Regions from separate parts of the Mus musculus genome. Here region 2 is linked to region 1. Evidence: chromatin loops called from intact Hi-C (ENCODE). Cell type or tissue: heart. All regions are shown on one strand. Each heading gives the region's core, and the rest is flanking DNA. Links, peaks and the distances in the headings are about the cores only. Region 1 overlaps Fars2 (phenylalanine-tRNA synthetase 2 (mitochondrial)). Region 2 holds the start of Lyrm4 (LYR motif containing 4).

The links. Peaks named below come from ENCODE experiments on the same cell type or tissue, not always from the same donor. Only the 100,000 strongest peaks of a DNase experiment are listed, where the experiment ranks them.
Region 2: a loop joins it to region 1, with 2.1 times the contacts of the local background. A loop is called at or near these places in 2 of 42 quality-filtered maps.

What each region holds. Positions count from the first base shown.
Region 1 is chr13:36,271,332-36,280,936 of GRCm38, forward strand. The region is part of intron 4 of Fars2 (phenylalanine-tRNA synthetase 2 (mitochondrial)); the gene reads left to right. Among named protein-coding and RNA genes, the nearest start is that of Gm40912, 68 kb to the left of the region's middle. In heart, for the core only: CTCF peaks have their summits at 3,562 (motif pointing left) and 5,084; no DNase peak of the experiment used is centred there.
Region 2 is chr13:36,111,853-36,121,457 of GRCm38, forward strand. Lyrm4 (LYR motif containing 4) reads right to left here and starts at 5,505. Exons shown (of 3, transcript NM_201358.2): 1 at 5,223-5,505. The coding sequence starts at 5,308. Fars2 (phenylalanine-tRNA synthetase 2 (mitochondrial)) reads left to right here and starts at 5,791. Exons shown (of 7, transcript NM_024274.3): 1 at 5,791-6,153. In heart, for the core only: a CTCF peak has its summit at 5,540; DNase peaks (open chromatin) are centred at 5,119 and 5,729; H3K4me3 peaks cover 2,732 bases; H3K27ac peaks cover 2,566 bases.

The DNA of each region.
Region 1 (9,605 bases), core at 500-8,499:
TTCTTCTTGCTCACTATAGTCGGCTGTTACTCTTCACCCATGTGCTCAGCCCTAGGCAAAACCTAACCTAATCTCTGCTGTGTTTTCTACACATAGTACATAAATGGAAGCCCTTGTCTAAGGCCTGTCCACTTAGTACAGTCTTGTGGTTCATCCTATTACCGTATCTCAGGCGTCCTCCTTTTCATATTGTTGAATAGTATATATATCTTATTTTCTTCTTTATCTACTCCAAAGAGATGGACATTTAGTGTCTGTTAAGTTTAAGACTTTTATGATGCTACTGTTAGTGTTCATGGGCTGGCCTTTGTTGGGGCATGTGATTTCAGCTCCTGAGTAATTTTTTAGAGTAAAATTGTTTGGTTGTTTAGTAAGCTTATGATTGATGTTTTAAAGAAATTGCAAAACCATTTTGAAAGTAACAAAACCATCTGGTTTCCCACCTGAGAACGTGAGCACTCTGATTTCTCTCTTTCTTCACCAACACAATATTATTGAGTAGCTTCTTGATATTAGCTGTTCCTGTAAGCTGTGAAGGCAAAGCTGGCAGTAGTAACTTAACACTTAGCTTATCAAAAGGACTGTAGGCATCTTCTCACACTTTCATTAGCCATTTGTCCACCTTCTCAGGTAAAATGTCTGGTCAACTATTTCATTCAATTTAATTAGATTATTTGTCCTAATATTTAATTGTTTTATATTTTTTGTGTGCAAGATCCCAGAAGTGTTATTCTAATATTTAGGCATAAGATGATTTTGATTTAAATTTTGTGACTGGTATAAGGGAAAGCTTTAAGTTCATCTTTGTGGGTTCCCCCACTAGTTGAAATGCTTGTGTCTTCTCCTTTGGTTTGACATTTTTTTGGGAAAATCCACACCAAGCAGTTTCAGTCTTGATTATTCCTCTTTGTAGCATGTTACAAATCTGGTAATGTAACTTCTCAGACTTTGTTGCTCATTTTAAGTTATATTTTGGCAGTTTGAAGCTTTTGTTTTGTTTTGTTTTAGTACAGATTTCAGAATCAGCTTGCCAGTTTTAGAAAAAGGGAAAGAAAAAAAAAAAAAGGAGAAAAAAGCCAGGATTTTCACAGTAGTCTCTGCATCTGTGGATCATGTTAAAGAAATTTCCATCTTAGTAGTATTGAGTTCACCTCACCAGGCTATGTGGCTCTGAGGTTGGTGAATGCTTTCTTAAAGAGAGCACAGGTAAATGTTTTTATTGTGAGACTGTACAGCTGCCACAGTGGCCCAGTTCATCAGTAATTTCATAAGTCCTCAGTTATTTCTAAGTGTTTTACTCTTTTTATGGTGTTGGGAGTAAATTTTCTTTTAAACTCTTATTCGCTGGTCTTGATCTTGATCTTGTATCCTATAACCTTGCAAAATCCTGTAGTTTTACAAGGTTTTTAAAGAGTTCTGGGAGTTTTGGGGGACCTAGTTTTGTTTAAAGGTTTACAAACCATTTATTAGATGCCTTGATATGGGCCTTCTTCACCCATATGCTGGGCCCACTTTTTTCAACCTTTTAAAACTGATAATTGGAAAATTCCTTTCTTGAGTTCTGTATGGTTTGTGTTATATTGCTTTTGTTTCATAAGAAAAAGTGAAGAGCACTGTTCTGTTATCATGCTCCTACTGCAAACACTACAGGAAAAATTTACGACAATAACAGGCTTGATAAACTTTAATCACGTATATCATCTGCAGGTTTTGTTTCGTGTGCCTGTGGCATAAATATATAAGGAGCTTCAGTAGATGTGGCTCAGCTATTTTTTATTGATGAGCAAATTTATTTTCTAAAAATACAATGTTATGTCTAGTCACACATGCCATTTCCTGTTGCTTCTGTGATGTTGCTGGTCTGGTAGTATAGTTTCTTGGTGGCTTCAACCCTAGACCAGTTCCATTTTCCTTTTAGTTTCCATCACTGTTTTCCTTCCTCCTCGCCCCTGGTGATAGTGATTTGAGAAAGGTCTTATTCAAGGGACGGAGAAGAGTCTTTGCTAAGTTGTCACTGGTATGTCAATATATGCTATCAGGGCTTGTCCCGGCCCTGGGAACTTGGGGCAGGAACTGTCCTCTGACCCTCTGTTTGTCTGCATGATTCTTTAATGTGATTGTCACCCAGACCAGGGAGAGTGCCTGGAGACTTAGGGTTTGCTTCCCTAATGGTTGTCTAATTCTTCTTAATTAACTTATTACACAGTGTATTCATTTATTCAGTAGTTTGTAATCAGCACCTGCTCTGAGTGGTTTCCAAGAGATGCAAAGGAAAGTGAATCTTGTTAAAGGGTAGAGTTCCCTTTGGGACAAACAGAACAGTTTTGAACACTGGTACCCGACTGAGCTTGCAGGGACGCTGTGACTGCAGAGCAGCTGGCTTCCCCCACAACTGGCTCTCTTACATGCCAACCTCACACCTCAGTGGTTGGATAGTCATGACCTTGACCTGCTTTGAGGCCAGTGTTTTCAAGCCTTGTATGGCAGCCTGTCTATAGTCACTGGGAGCTTTGGGCTTCTATCAGGGTTAAAGTCTTGACCTCCCACCCCAACACACACACACACACTTAGGGATCTGTTTGGAAGAGTGAGTCTTTACCATAATCAAGCTTTTCCAGACCTGCCAGCCTGTTTTGTCCCTGCCAGATTTAGAATATAATATATTCTTTACCTTTGTTGTCATTGATGAAAACATTTCTTAGTAGTGTACAGCCTTTTCCAAATTCACCATACCTGTTTTCTTCATGGAGATATATGAAGTATTTTCATGTAACTATGAAATTGCCAACATTTTGTAACATTTTTTAAAAAATTAAAACTAACAGCAACACTAAGCCAGAGATGAGGACCTTTTCCATATGTAAGAACAACTTTGTTTCAGATAGATCAGTGATGGAACTGTTTAGTTGACATAGTCTTAATATAGTATAAAATAATAAAATTGGAACATTTCTCAGAAGAGAATGTGTCTTTTGAAGTGTTCTTGAAAACACGACTAAAAGAATCCTCTATACTGAAGCATGAGGGCCACAGTTTAGACACAAGGAAGATTTACTCTGGAAACAGGGAAGACTAACCTTCAGTACCTACTAGATGGAACCTTGTAAGCTTCCTCAATCCGTTGTCATCTTGCAGAAATAATTTAAACAGAGTCCTCTTAAAAGCAGTAGCTTCATGGAACATCCCTGGACAAGTCCATTCTGGCACCGGCTATCTTTAAATTGATTTTTTTCAAAAACAAAATAAAGCAAGACAATGTTGAGGACGTCACCCTTTGTGGTTGGCTCAGATACAGGCCAAAAAGCCTTCTCATGGAGTGCTGGGCAGCTAAGCCTCCATCCTATGTCAGAGGAGAAGTGTCTTGAGTAAGGCTTGCTAGTGCTTAGTGCTGTCCCATGTATGGCACACTTTCGTCCTTGTTTCATGGTAACATTCATGGAGAATTGCCTGCGCCTGGACATCTACAGCTCTTTGCTCACTGGAATCTAATGGAACCCAGAAGTGCCCAGCACAGTGGCATGGCACTACAGCTCTCTTGCAGCTCCAGTCTGGCCCCTGGTGGCTTCTTGTTCTTGCTTATGTCTTTGGAAAGACGCCTGGGAAGGTGTTGCATTTATGTGTTATATTCCCTTTAGCTGCACAGAGGGTCGTGGTTCTGAGTCATTATCCTATGTCCTCATCTGTACCCAGATCACCATAAGTGCAGGTGGAAAAGCACCCCCTTTATCCTTCTGTGTCTGCCAGAAATCACTCAATAGCATCAAGTGATAGCTTTTTCCCCTCATGTAAGTCTAAAACATTTTTAAATTTTTTTTTACTTTTAATTTTTCATAGCACCTCTTCATAGCCATATGTGCATGTGTGTTGCACACACACACACATACACACACGCACACGCACACATTCCATTAGGCTGGCAAGTGGTTCCAGTGATGAAGTTACATGATGCAAGCATGAGGATACAAGTTCTCTCCTCAGAACTCACGTACAAAAAGATACGTTTGCTGGCCTTTGTTTGTAATCTTGGCACTGTGGGGGTGGAGACAGGCAGATCCATGCAGCTTTCTGACCAGTCAGCCTAACCTAATCATTGAGCCAGGTGAGAGGGCCTGTCTCAAAAATTAATGTGTGGACTAGAGAAATGACTCAGTGGTTAAGAGCACTGGTTTAGTTCTCAGCATCCACACTGTGGCTCCAAATGATCCCATACTCCAGTTTTACAGTCTCTAAAGACCTCTTCTGTGTTTCTCCAGCACCACAAGTACCTGCAGTTTGTGTACACTGATGCAGGCAAAACATCCATACACATAAACTAAAATAAACATATCTTTAAAAGTTAAAAGGTAAGGCAGATATCTCCTAACCATGACATGCATGTACGTATGCAAACATACATAAATCTATACCTGCTCACACATGAATACCTATATAAACTTATCAATTATATACAATAAAAAAGACTCCTGTCCTAAGATTTCAAAATTCTGATTATATAGGAATTAACTTTATTTTTAGCATATGTCCATAATCCTATGGCAGATACACTTAGCACAGACATACTTCCTTTTAAAGTCACATTTTTTGTGTGTTAAGAGAGATAGGACTTCACAGTATTGCCCTGACTGACCCCAGCTCCAGCGCTCAAGCACCTGCCTTGCCTCAGCCCCCGAGTAGCTGGTCCTCCAGACGCCAGCATAGTGCTGACCCTCTCAAGCTTCTCAAACCCTCACCTAACATCTAACTCCTACAGAGCTTAGTTTTTTTGTTTTTCCTTTTAAGAAAACGGGAGACTGAGTGGCTCTCTAATGTGCCTCGTCTCTGCCTCTGTGGCTTTACTTAGACCACTCCTTCTGCCACGTGTCCTTTTCTCCTCTTAGTTTCTACTCATCCATAAAGGTGCAGCCTGCTTCTCATACCCAGGTCTTCAGAAGTTCTTGCTCTACCCCACTGTATCCACTCCTGCCCCACTCTAGGCCTCCATGGGCCCTGTCAGTATTCACATGCACTTTGTGCACATCTCCATTACCACGTCATATCTAGACTCTGTGAGGAGTGCTGCCTTTGCCAATGGAGCCACCTTGAGTCAGCCACTGGCATTAGCTCCTTGCTGGGTTCTTTGAGTCCTAGAGCACATATAGAGCCAAGCACTATACCGACTCTTACTCTGTGAGTGAGCACAGCCTGTGACTTTCTTGGCCAGAATACAGAGAACCCCATACTCTTCCATTTGGGACATAACTCTTCTTAAAGAATGAAATACAAATAATGGTTCATGAAGGGTCAATGAGACACTAGTGATGGATTTTTTAGTAAAATTGAAGAGTTGCTCCCTCATTTCATGGTTGTTACAGTTAGCCAGATATTTTAAACCTTGGATAACAGTATTTAACTGAAGTAACATGACTTCTTAGAAACCCTTCTTCTGTCTAGTTGGTTTCTGAGAATGCCCTCATGGCCCTTGCCTGAGTAGATCCCATTATGACCTCTCTATGTCCAATACATCGATGCTTATGTTTGCGTCCACAGAGGACTCTTAGATACTGAACTAAGACAGTAGTTCTGAGATAGTAATGAAATATTCCTTTGTGATGTACTTGAAAATGTGGACTTTCAGAGCTATTGTCTTCCCTCCTCCTGCTTTGATATGCTGTAGTAGAACATTCTTTTTTTTTTTTTTTTTCAATTGTTTCTTCTTCTCTTTCCATGACATCTGACAAATCCTTTCTTGTCATAAGGTAATGAGAATTAAAGCTGTTGTCTGGTTTTATTTCCTGTGGCATCCTGGGCTTGGTGATGTGGAATATGGCAGGAAAGGCATCTTCATTGTAAATCAACAGGTATCACTTAGACATGACTGTCTCCTCTTTCTCTCCCTTGACTGCTAGGCACAGAGCCCTGGATTTTACTATGGTTGTACTTCTGTAGGACCACTACCAAGCTCTACTGTGGCTGTGGAGACCCAGATTTGACCAAAGTTTTAATGTGTATATCCCACGTGAGCTTAGCACCATGAGCTACAGGACTTACTACCTTCCTCTTTCTTTAAACTCTCCTTGGGTAGACTCATCTTAGCTCTCTGCTGACACTGATTCATTCTTCCCTCCCTCCCTCCCTCCCTCCCTCCCTCCCTCCCTCCCTCCCTCCCTCCCTCCCTCCCTCCCTCCCTCCCCCCTCCATCTGCCTGTCATGTTGCTTCTCTCTCTCTGTCTCTCTCTCTCTCTCTGTCTCTGTCTCTCTCTCCATCTGTCTCTGTCTCTGTCTCTCTCTCTCTCTGGTTTCACGATGTAATGCTGGCTCGCTGTGGGGCAATGGGCTGCATACAGACAGCCTGGTCTCCAGTTGAGCCTAGGTCTTGAACCCGGGGCTGGGGGTGGGACGATGGGTGGTGATTTCCCATGGGACAGAAGGTGTTTGATCATGTCTCCTGGACCCCTGGCTCCTGTTGACATTACTGCCCCCACAGCTCCCACAGGACCAGTGTGTGGCTATCAGTCCTGTAGGAACAGCACCAAGCCTTTTCACATGCAAATAAGGTTTTCCCCAAACTCTCAGTGCAAACCAATGAGAGGTACCTGCTGTCAAATCCTGAATCACCCCCAGAACTGTATATAACTCTTATCCATGGAATTAAAGGAGAACTACTCCTTAGTTTGAGTCTTTTGTTCCAAGAGCTGTATGTAACACTTGGGAAGAGATCTCTCCCGAAGAGCCACCTGAGGTCCTGTACTCCTCACTGGACAGTTGGCTTCTCGTTGGCCCAGCCCAACCAGACTCAGTGCAGAGTGGCTCAGAGTTACTGAGCAACCTGGAAGGAATGGCAGAGACTTAGTCTCTTCCCTTCGCTGGAACCCTCGCACCAGGCCTGGCCAGAAAACCTCCGTGGAAAACCTCTGGTACCCAGGCCCACAGCTAGCCTGGAGGTCAGATATGTATCTGCCTTTGCATCACAAGTGTTGAGATTAAAGTCATGGGCTACCAAGCCCAGCAAAGATAACTTCCATAAAGTTATTATATCCAACTTAAACTTTTGTGTATGTCTAGTACCTGGCACAGAGCTCTATGGAAGCTCTGGAATACACATTCAACCTTTTTCTATTTTCCACCTTATTTTATTTTGTATGTATAGGGATGCATGTGTATCGGATGCACATGGAAAACAGAAGACAACTTTGGATACTTGGTTTTTTTCCGTCATGTGGATTCGGGGGATTAGATTTAAATTTTATCTGTTGAGCTATCTGGTCAGGCCCATCCAACCTTACATTAGTTGATGATATTGATTTAGCTATAAGGACCTGGTCAGCTTGTTTGAAGGGCTGTGACTTCTGGATTCCTGTGCTGATTGCCTCACTATTTGGTGTCTGTTGGATGGAGATCGCAATGGAGTCATGATTTAACCTCCTTGATTTCTGTTTCCATGTCTATGAAAGTTGAGATAATAAACCAATATTTATTTCTTAAAGGTCTTATAAATCAAAGGTGTTTGTATATATAAATGCTTGAAATTGGGGAGCATAGCGCCTGTTGGTAAAATATCACCATTGTCTTTGTCTTCATCATCTTCATCATCATCTTCCTCCTCTGGGCTTCGGAGTTTCTCCAAGAATCGGAAACATGAATGGGGTTGGGTTAAAAAGTTTTTAGATGACTTATACCTTTGTTTTTGTGGATCTGTGGTATTTAGATAGTATTTTGATGATTATAGATTTTTTTTAAACTTTGGACAATTATCACAAGAGAATAATGAGTTCTGTTTCAAGACATTCATTTTCTCATTAATGTTGTCACCCTCAGAATTGTATTAGCTGGAATGTTTGTTGATGCCGTAGTGACCAGCCAGTTTTGCTGAGAGACAGAGTTTAAACACATAACGACAATATGTTAGCCAAGCGGCATCTGATGGCATCTTCTTAGCCTTTTGCAGAAGGCCTATGTGAGTCTCAACCCTGAACTTTTGGTGGCATGTTAGACAAAACCAGGTAATCTTATTTTTAAGCACTAGGATGTCATCCAAGTCCTTTATGTCAGCAGTAACAAAGCCTGTGATGCACTGAGTGCCATTTCTTATCCTGTACTGCAAAATAATCTCTCAAATGTGAGGAAATTAAATATGTGTAGTACAGGATCAGCTTAAGATTTCAGGTGTGCTCATTAGAGCAGTTCTCTCTTGATTTGTGATAGAGAAAAAAAAGCCATCTAATGAAATCAAAGGAGGGTTTGTAAAGAACTATTGTTACCTTATTAAAGGAATGCAAGTCCTTTTCATATTCTCATCAAGTGCTTTGTATTTTAAGAAGGAGCTGTTTAAAGAGAATCCATAATACTATAGAAAGGACATCATTTTCTGAAGTACAGTTTGACTAGAAATCTTTAGATCTATCTCAAAGAGCCATTCATTCATAAAATGGAATGCCTCCATCCCAAGTGTAAGGGCTTGATCTTCATATCCTGGGTCTGTGGAAGAAGTTGTGGAGTCTGCATAGTCAGCAATCTACTTCATTTCCTAACAGTTAACGGATTATTCAGACTGCTCACAGGAGTAGCATTCCTAGGATGCTCCGGGCAGTCTCCAGTCATGCATAGGACAATGGTGGTAACATAAGAGTAATGTGATAATTTCATTTGTCTTTGTAAGGTACTGTGTGTACCTTGCCTATTTGATTGATCAGGTTAGGGGATTCTTTGTTTGGAATTTGTACCTATAAATGTCGGTGGGTGTATTTCCTGGCATTTTGCAGCCTCGAGCCTCCACTTCCAATCATTGACTAACAGGAGACATTGGGAAATCTCTTGCCAGCCTCTTTGCTGGATAGTTACCATTTCTGGGTCCTTGAAAAGTGCTCAGTGAGTCCACTAGAGATCATGTCAGGCCCCATCACTGTCACCATCACTAGGACTATTTCTGGTCTTCCGTGGCAGACTCCAGCCAGAGGCTCAGCTGTGTCCTCTGTTATTTCCCTCCTTTGTTTATTATGCCTAGCCTTCCTAGGGTGCTGTTGCACACAGAGCAGTACTAACTACCATTCCACCCAGGGTCCCTGCAGCTCACAGCAGCTCATGGTGGGGTGTTCTGCCCCCCATGGTGGACTCCCACTGGCACTGGCTCATGTGACTCCAGGATGGGCTATTAGTAGCTAATCCCCCATGGCTTTCTCCATAGACCATTACTCACAGACAAGACCCCTCATGCCCCTCTACTCCAACACACACCATGCAGGAACCCACCTGCTAATTGGTATTCTTGCAACTCACAGACCATTTGTCAGCCTGTGGAACTTGATCATCAAGAATATTCTTTCTATACACTGGTATCCTATCATAGAGCCAGGTTTCTGTCAGTCATGCTGGCTCACTTTGAGGATAAACTGATGATACTTCATGAAGCAAGCCAGAGGGGATGGGATAATGTATGTGCTTCTAAATAGGGTATGGTTCCGGTAACCAGAGGTTTTATAATACCCCCCCCCAAAGGGAACTGGATTCTGTATTCTACCTCTCTGAGTCTGTTCACAGGATATGATTCTATTCAGTGTTGTACTGCAGAGCTCAGTAACTAAGTCAGTAACTGAGTCAGATATAGATCGGATTCTTTTGTCACTTGTCAA
Region 2 (9,605 bases), core at 898-8,897, 160 kb before region 1:
TGGGTACCACAGACAGCACCAGCAGGAGCATTCTTCCTAAGGAAGTGCCACAGTCTATGCATGAACACAACTGCATGAACTCAGAATATTAAAGCAAAGTCTGCAAGGAACTTTAATAAATCTAATGAAGCAATCGTTTTCTTTTAAAAACGTTTCTTTTGTATGTCTTCCAATAGAAAGGTAGTTTTCACCAAGATGTATAATTTGATCAGTGTTTCACAGTAAAATTCTTCCAGTAGGTCATGATTTACATAAGCCTTAAAGCATTATTTCAAGGCTTAATGGGAGGGAAAAAGGGTTTCCCCTTTTAAGCTGAAGGGAAAATAATCCCTAACACTCTTAAAACCATACAAAAGGTGAGGACTGTAACCCAGGGTAGAATGGGAGCTTTTCATAGGTGGAGGCGGAGTCTGGTCCTTAGCATCCAGAGAAGGGGGCAAGCAAGAACACACAGAGAGCAGGACACTCACTGACCTGATGGCGTGACTGGGCAGGTAAGGCTCTGGGGAGCTCTAATTCAGTCAAGTGGGAAGAGATGAAAAAAAAAACCCAGCAGGAGTAGCAGGAGGCTATGATCTGGCAAGAGATCCAAAATGGTCCTTGGAGGACTGATGAATACCTTTATAGAAATGAAGGGCACTGCAGGGTATATTAGTTTCTAAGTAAGAAATGATATGATTGAGATCAAAATGGAGTTGAGTTATGCCCAGAGGGTTGAAATGAGAGTCTCAATGTTATTTAAGCATATTTTTACAGCAGTGTTATAAGTAGCAGCCAAATCACCATTAGAAGTGTTCCCTGAAAATCACTATACACTGTAGTTCATCACTAAGGTACATGTTGCCTGTTAGGTTTTGCTAGTTACTGAAGTGGTCCTTATTTATTCATAACCATATCACAATCTTTTCATGGCAGGGCTATCCTATGTTAGGATTCTATGTACTCCCAGGCTCTATGCAGTTACACACATATCACAACACAGGCAGACTGAGACAGACAGACAGACATACACACAAAGAATGAATGAATCTGTGTGTATGTCTAGGAGCTATTAGAGATTTCTGTTTGTTCTAAGGGGGAAGACTCTTTGGCATCAAGACTGTCTTCTTTAGCATCTTTTGATTGTGCGTAAATGCAGGCCAGAGGCTGATGCTACAGGGTCTCCTTCAGCTCTTTCCCCCATTTTTTGAAACAGCCTCTCTCACTGGACCTGGAGCTCACCAACTAGCCAGATTTGTACTAGCCAGTGCACGCTAGGGAACCTCTTCTGTCCACCTCACCAGTGTGTGGATCACAGGCCTGTGCTACTCTGCCTGACATTTTTCCTGGGTGTGTATGATCTGAACCCTGAGCCTCATGCTTTCACAGTACTTTACCCACTGAACCACTTCCCCATCCTTGTTTTAGAAAAGAAAAGGTTCTGTTTGGTATTAATATGATTCCTGACAGGCTCCTGCCAATTCACTCTGGTGTTCTGGGTCAGTGGGCATCTGGATAGAGGAGACAGCGAACCATTCCTGTATCTATTAATAAAATTCAGGGGGTAGGGGTCACGATGGGCAGAGATGGTGTCAGTCCGTGGGGCTGTGCCAGTAGTGAAGACACATGCTCCATTAATAAGGTCCCGTGACAAAAGAGTCAGTCCTAAATGTACTGCCTCAGAAGCTTGAGGTCAGCGAGGCTACCCTCTCAATCCTCTATAATTTCATACATTCTAAAGAAAGTATATTCCCAGATTATTTGATGCATCAGGGGCCACCACACATGCAGAAATATGAAGAGTTATCTCAAAAATTCATAAGGAAAACTATGTTTTAAGAAGAAATATCCAATGTTAAGGTCCGGAATGATCACTGTGGTTGCTGTTTCTCATCAGATCAAAGTTATTATTGTTACAGTACAGGTCTTCCCACAATGACAAATGAAATATTGTCTATTAAACAACCTTAATAAATATTCTGCAAAACGAATGAGGTATAAACTCTAGATGGCCACTTGTATCTCTTCCTGTATCTAGGTCAGCTTTTCCTCCTGCTGACTGATTATACTTATTGAAGTCTACAATTTCAAATGTTAAACATAAGAAAGTCCAGTACAGAGCATGCTGGGGGGCTCACCCAGGGCTACATGGACATGGTAGTTCAGGCTGCTCCAGGGCTGGCGTGCAGACTGTGACTACTTGCTTCTACAGGATGCCCTGGGCTCACTTGGGGGACATTCCCAAAGTGAGAGAAAAAACATCTCTCCAGATTAGCTCTTTCTTTACTGTTTCAGTTGTTAATGGCAGGGTTTCCATGTCTCCCCTTTCCTGGGTCTTAGGTTTCACCTTACCTACACTCTGGCCTCCCTTCGCTTTTTCCCCCCTTAATTTGGTACCTATGGTGGTTTGAATGAGATTGGCCTCCATAGGCTCATCTATTTGTTGAATAGTCATCAGGGAGTAGAAGTTTTTGAAAGAATTAGAAGGATCAGGAAGAGTGGCTTTGTTGGAGGATGTGTGTCTTGGGGTTTTAAGAGTCAGGCCCAGTCTCAGTCAGTCTCTCTCTCTCTCTCTCTCTCTCTCTCTCTCTCTCTCTCTCTCCCACCTGGAGACCTGGATGTAGAACTCCCAGCTCCTTCTCCAGCACCATGTCTGCATGCATGCTGCCACGCTCCTTGCCATGCTGAAAATGAACTAAACCTCTGAAACTGAAAGCCAGCCCCAATTAAATGCCTTCTTTTATAAGACTCGCCTTGGTTGTGGTGTCTCTTCACAGAAATAGAACAGTGACTAAGACAGCAACAAATCATCAGAGTTGTAATACTCTCCTTTACCTATTTACCAAAAGTCTGTTCTCTATGTCCTCTAGTTTATCCTCTGCACCATTATAAGCAACTCCCTCTGACATCTTTACTTCTAGCTTGAGATTCTTTTATCTTGCTGCCCAAAGGACCTTACCTAATCCTCAGAACTCCAAGAATGAAATCTGGGTTCCACAGCAGAGACTATATACCCTGGTATATGTGGCCCTTTCCACCTTCTTGTTGCAGACTTAGTTTCTCTAGTGCTTAGTTTCGATTCATGAAAAATAGTCCATCACAAAGAAGTGCTCAATGGGTACTTAGTGAATGACTGTGTTGGATTGACAATGGAGGGACAGGGCTATATTTGAATTCTATAGGGTATTTGTAAAGGCAGTCTTATTTTATATGACGCTAGTTTTATTTCATGGGACATAATGCTGGCAGGGTTCACAGGGTTTCGATACATGGTATCTGGAAAAGGAGAGCACCTGATTCCTGTGGAAATTACATCTGTGTGAGGCACAGACTACTCTCTGCGTGCGTGTCAGCACACAGCTGCTTGTGTTGAAGCTCAGTCTCAATTTTCTGTGAGGCACAGCCTACCTTTCTGTATTGGCTCTTAAGTCACTTCCAGATGGAAGTTTAGGACGAAAAGGCCCCTAAGAGGCTGTGTAGTCCAGTGAATTAGTTTCATCACCAAGAAAACTAAGTCCTTGAGGCCCAGTAACTCTAAAGCTGCATATTCTGTTAGGGTTGCTATCAGTGTTTTACAGAACTTGTTTCCAGTTGGGCCCCCCAGTGTGAACCTCTGCTTAGTCTCTGTTTATTCAGTCCATTTTTATTCTTGAGACAGACATCTTCTAGACTGCAAGGAACACTCCAAGCATTTACTTCCATGTTTCCTGTCTTCCATCAATAGTAAGTAATAACAGGTATTTGTGGAAACTCCTACCAGGAGGTTTAGTGTTTATGCCCCCTCTCCTCCAAAGCCAATGTCATCACATAAAATCAAAACCTATGTTCGGCTGGGTATGAGCTCACTTGTCCAACCCATGTGCTATTCTCAGTTGACACGACAACTATTATTTTCTCAGCAGGTTTCTGAAATATGAATTACTGCTGGGAAAGTTGGTGCATCTGTTCACAGACTAAAGTAGTGCATAGCCGGACGGGTAGCTCAATCCCTAGAGAAGGGTGCACCTAGAACCAGGTCTGTTTCAGGAGTTAACTGCCAAGACACCCAGCCCATGCCTGGGCAGCTGTGAAGGACAGCTTGTTAAGTACTTGAAAGACTTGGGAAATAAATGAAAATAAGCAAACTGTCTGGAGAAAATGAGCTGGTTTCATCAGATTCTTATTCTTAGATTCAATCTCAAAGGATTCAGGTAATTAATCAATAAGACACCAAATATCAGAAAAACCCTAAAACTCTACAGAAATGTTGGGTCAGAAGTTTCAAAGAAGCAGAAACTGTGAAGGTGGAGGTTCTGAGGTAGAGTTTTGTGTGTGTGTGTGTGTGTGTGTTGTTTTGGTTTTTTTGAGACTGGGTTTCTCTGTGTAGTTCATGGTGGCCTCGATTTCAGCGCTCTGGCTGCCTGTGCCTTCCCAGTGCTGGGGTTAAAGGTGTGCACCACTACCATGTGGCAAGGAAGTATAAGGGACTCATACAAGTAGGGGAATAGGCCAAGCAAGGAAAGAAATGGGGCAGAGTTAAAAATGTAAGTTTTAGTGCATTTAAGTGAGGTGCACGCATAGTAACTCATTAACATACATTTTATAACTTAAAATAAATTTAAGTTTTAAATGTTTTTGAAGAATTGATGCTCCTGTCCTCTTGTTATAGGTCCTAGACTCTAGGATCTAGCAGTAAGATTTCAGTTTGGCGAGGCTGGATAAACTAAGAATTCAGTTTTTAAAGGCTTAGCAACTCATTTTACCTTTAACATGAATATGTAGCCCCTCTCCACCATCCTTTAGTAAGAACGTATCTGATACTTGGAACCAACGTCACGAATTAAAACACTAGTGAAATGAAAGGGGGCCCTAGAGCAAGCCTTCAGTTTTGTGTCCACGTGGTCTAGACTGCCTGCTTCCACTCTTGTAATCTCAAGGCAAGATATAGGTATGCCCTAAGTTTCCTTGTCCTAGCTTCTCACTGGTAGCTTCGCGTTCATCACTTTGTACCGCAGAAACAGGACACTGTTTAATGGTCCTAAAGCCCCTATGTGGGTGTCAGTTCAGGGAAGGTATCCCAGCATTTGAAGGGCAAGTCCTTGGCTCCTCCCCTCCAGGGCTCTGAGGGTCACACCTGGGGGTGGACAGTTGCACGTGCGCGTCATGGGAGTGGAGCCTGTCACTTTCACAGGTTGTGGCCGCCTGATCCGCGACCCCCGCAGACAGAGCTGGGCACCCGATTCCCGGCCCTCCCCCCGGGTCACCTGTAATTGTAGGCGCTGAAATGCTTGCTCTCTCTCATCATCGCCCGGTACAGATCTAAAACTTGTGCGCGGCTGGAGGCTGCCATGTTGAAAATAAACAAAAACAAACAAACCAAAAAACACCCTAACAACAAAACCAAACAGGTCCTTCTTCGTAGAAGCCCCAAGTTTAACTGAACCCAAATGTCAAACGATGCAAAAAAAAAAAAAAAAAAAAAAAAGCACGCTGGAAGGCAGGAGAAGAGAGGCTCCGCCTGGCTCGCGCGCGGCCTGGCTCGCGTCCTGCGCGAGAGGTGGCGCCGCAGGCAGGGCGGCGGGCAGCTAAGGGGTGGCGCCCGTGTCCTGGAGGCTCCGCGTTCCTCACAGGCTCCTCGGGCGGCAGGAGGCCGAGCCGTCCAGCCCCAGGCTCGCTCCTCGGGAGGACAGTCGCGGGCTCGAACACCAGGGCTCAAAGCCTCCTCCGCCTTTCGAACCGCCCGGGGGCGTGGCCGAGATCCCGGTGTCTCCTGACACCACGCCCCCTACACCTGCCTAGGCCCCGTTGCCTGGGTTACGAGCCGCGCTCCCCAGCCCTGCCCCTGCCCGGCTCGGCTGTCTTTGGCGCTGCCTGACCTGCTGTGCACGAAAACGAGGGTGACTTTGCTTTGGATCCGTCTGGTTGGCAGCCTGAGTTTATCAGTGTCATCGTGACTGGGGGACGCAGCGCCAGTGGTGCGGAGGTAACTAGCTGGCGACTTCCTGGCGCACCGGCTTGTCTTTGGGCGAGCGGCTCAAGGGACCTAGGGCCCTGGCCTCTTCCCGTCAAGATGGCGGCGCCCAGCGCGCCCAGCGTCTCGGTAGCCAGAGGTTAAGCTCAGTGACGGCGGAGTGAGTGTGTGGCCGCTTTGCGGACTTCGAAACGCCCGCGTTTGGTTTCCCCGGCGTACGCTGGGTGAGTGCTGGCCTTGCTGCAGAGTAGAGGTGTCAGGTCGCCGACTGTTATGCACTTTGCATTCGGCTGTGACTTCCATTTCCGGGATCTTCACTAAGGGGCTACACTATTTTTTGTTTGTTTACTATTTTTTCTTTCTTTTCTTTTCTGTTTTTTTTTTTTTTTCTTTCCTGTTTTTGAGACGGGGTCTCGTTTTGTAGTCCAGACTGCCCTTGAGCTCCTGGTCACAGATTTCCCGGTGCTGGGATTAAAAGTGTGGGATGCACTACTGTTTTTGTTAAGAGCACGGTTTTGTAGTGCGTAAACATAAATAAACAAACAAGCACATAAATAAATTAGATGTCATGATTAATAAGGGAACCCTTAGGACTTTAGGGGATTTCCTAGACATCATTTCAGACCCAAGGCAAAAAGAGGGTTTTTCTCAGCTTTTAGCTATCACGGACCAGCTTACTAAAGTACTTAAGTTTTTGGGTTGTTCCTTGATCTTAGGACTGTGCGAAGAGAAGCTTCGAATAATTCTGGTTCTTGTGTTTGGAACTCACTCGTTAGTTTTGGAATATTGTTTTATATTAAGATGGTGCAACAAGCCACTACCTGCAAATTCTCTGTCCCTAAATACAGCAAAGAGTCATTTTAACGATAAGACGGAAGTCAATTTACCATGCCTTATCATTTGTTTTGGTGTATCAAGCTTTCATTCTCTATTCGAAACAATCTGTGTTTTTCTGGATCACATGTTTGCAACTTGTTGTCCTTGAATCTAAGTATACCTACTCGTCTTGATGTAGTGGCAATCAAAGGTATTGACGATACAGTGCTTTTATAAAAACACTCTTAAGCCCCTGTTTGATTTTTGTCTTAGTCAAAATAGATTTTTAAATTTCAAATTTAATTTTTAAATAAATGGAACAGAACTTGCCTTTTGTTCCCTTTCTGTTTGTTTGATCAGGTCACTGACTCAAGTTTAATGGGATCCATTAATATTTTGAGTTTTACTTGCAACTTTCTAAATGGCTGACATCTGTAAAGTAGGTTTTCCCCTTGTTGCAGAGTCAGAACAGAGCTGTGGTCTCTTGAGGTAATAGAATATTGATTGCTATTGATAATAATGCCCCAGGAAAACCTACACATTAAAAGTTACAGGTAGACAAAATTACCAGAATGAGAAGGAAAAACGTTTTAAATTACTTTGATTTGTCATAAAAGAGTGGGGAATATGTTTTAAATGTATTTTACTTTCATCTTGAAAGTGAAATTAGGATAATTACTGTATGCAGTTGATGCCTAATTACAAAGGAGTTAATTACTAATGTGTACAGTAATGTATCGACCTGGCTTATCTTTGTGTGATCAAATGCAGCTCATAGAATATGCAGAGTTAAAATAGTTTGGGCAGTAGCTTTTTCAGTTAAAGAGCAGTTGAGATTAGGAAACTGATAGCTTCTTAGTGTTGGGGAAAATTAGTCAGGCTATGGATTTGGACTTTGTACTAGCAATGAACACAATCGACTAATCTAATGTAGAGTTAAATCACAGTAATTAAACATTTTTCAAGAGGTCCTATAACCATTTCAATAGCCAACTTGTAAGCTATTGAGTAGATGATTATGTTGCTGCCAATGACATTTTCTGTAAAGGCTTCCGGATCACATTGTTGTGAGGATTCTAGCATCTACTTTGTTTGGTTTTGGATTTGCTGCTTGATTCTCATGCCATTTTGTTTTTCCTTTGTTCAAATCAATTGCTGTAACATGGCATTAGTTAATGCTATTCCAAGTCTCTCCCCCTGCCCCCTTTCTTTTCTTTCTTGGCTGTTTTGGTGCTTGCTCTGTAGATCAGGCTGGCCTTGACCTGAGAGGTCCACCTGCTCCTGCCTCCTGGTGGCGTTCCCCTGTCCCTGGATGTTGCCAGGGTAGAGAAACATTGAGCCCTGAGAATTAGGGCCTGTTAAGGTGGAGGTTGTGTTTGGGTTGGCTCTGAAGGTTCAGATTCAAGCTGGGCCCTGAGACTTTGGATGCACGGGCGTGGAAGGGCCTCCTTTGAAGAGGAAGCGTTCCTTTCATCTTGGGCAGAGTGGAAGGGAGACTTTCCTGAGGCTAGAGAGAAAATAACTGTAGCTTAAAGACTACGGTGGGGAGTGGATTCTTTCCAGAGCTGGGGGTAAGGCCATGCATCGAGAAGACACTAAGTGATCTGAACCCTCATGTGATCTCAGTCAATGATGCCACAAGCTGAGAGGGCACAGCTTGTCCCCTAAGGAAAGGCAAGCTGAGAGAGTAGATGATTTAGCCAGGATCAGACAGTTGAAAATGGGCTGTCGTGGCTGTTAGCTGAGGATGTATTCTGTCTAGCTTGCTGTCATACTTCATACATACGGTCTTCTGTGCCAGCTCCAGGAATTTGACCTTGAAATGATTCCTCCTCTCCCCTTCTTGCTCTCTCTGTCTCTCTTGTGTTCTTTCTGTCTTTGTAGGTCTCTCTCTGTCTCTCTCTCTTTTGTTTTTCCGAGACAGTGTTTCTCTGTGTAGCCTGGCTGACCTGGAACTCACTCTGAAAATCAACCAGGCTGGCCTTGAACTCAGGGACCTACTTGCCTCTGCCTTCCAAGTGCTGGGGTTAGATCTGCATTATTCTCTGCCTGTCTCTCTGTCTCTCTCTCTCCTCTCTCTCTCAGTTGTTTGCATTTACTGTTTGTGTGCTGTGGTGTACATCTGGAGGTTAGAGGAGAACTTGAGAAAGTTGGTTCTCTCTTTCTACCATGAAGGGCCCAAGCTTGATCCTAGGTTGTCAGGCTTGGCAGCAGCTTCTTCTTCTTTTTTTTTTTTTTTTTTTTTTTTTTTTTTTTTTTATAATGGTAAATTTTAGTCACATTGGAATTTTAGTTTGGTTACATCTGCACATACTTGTAAAACTAACTCCTCTGTAAAGTAAATTCTATAAGTACTAACTGAAACTCTGAAGTGTTTTTGCACTTTTTCTTTCTTTTTTTTATGGTATTAGTTACACTTCAAGAGAAAAGGTTTGGTGTGTCTGTGTGTGTGTCTGTGTGAGGGAGAGGAGAAGGGGGAGGGGGAGGGAGGGGGAGAGAGGGAATTTCTATAGAGCATCTGTGGGGAAGGGGGAAGAGAGAGGGGGAGGGGGAGGAGGAGTGGGAGAGGGAGAGAGGGAGAGAGGGAATTTCTTTTTTCTTTCTTTTTTTTTTTTTTTTTTTTTGGTTTTTCCAGACAGGGTTTCTCTGTGTAACCCTGGCTGTCCTGGAACTCACTCTGTAGACCAGGCTGGCCTCGAACTCAGAAATCCACCTGCCTCTGCCTCCCAAGTGCTGGGATCAAAGGTGTGCGCCACCAAGCCGGGCGAGAGGGAATTTCTATAGAGCATCTTTTCAAACAGGCTTAAGGAAATCTTTACTCTTTAGTGGTTAGGTTCTTCAGCTTGTGGGCAACAATGAT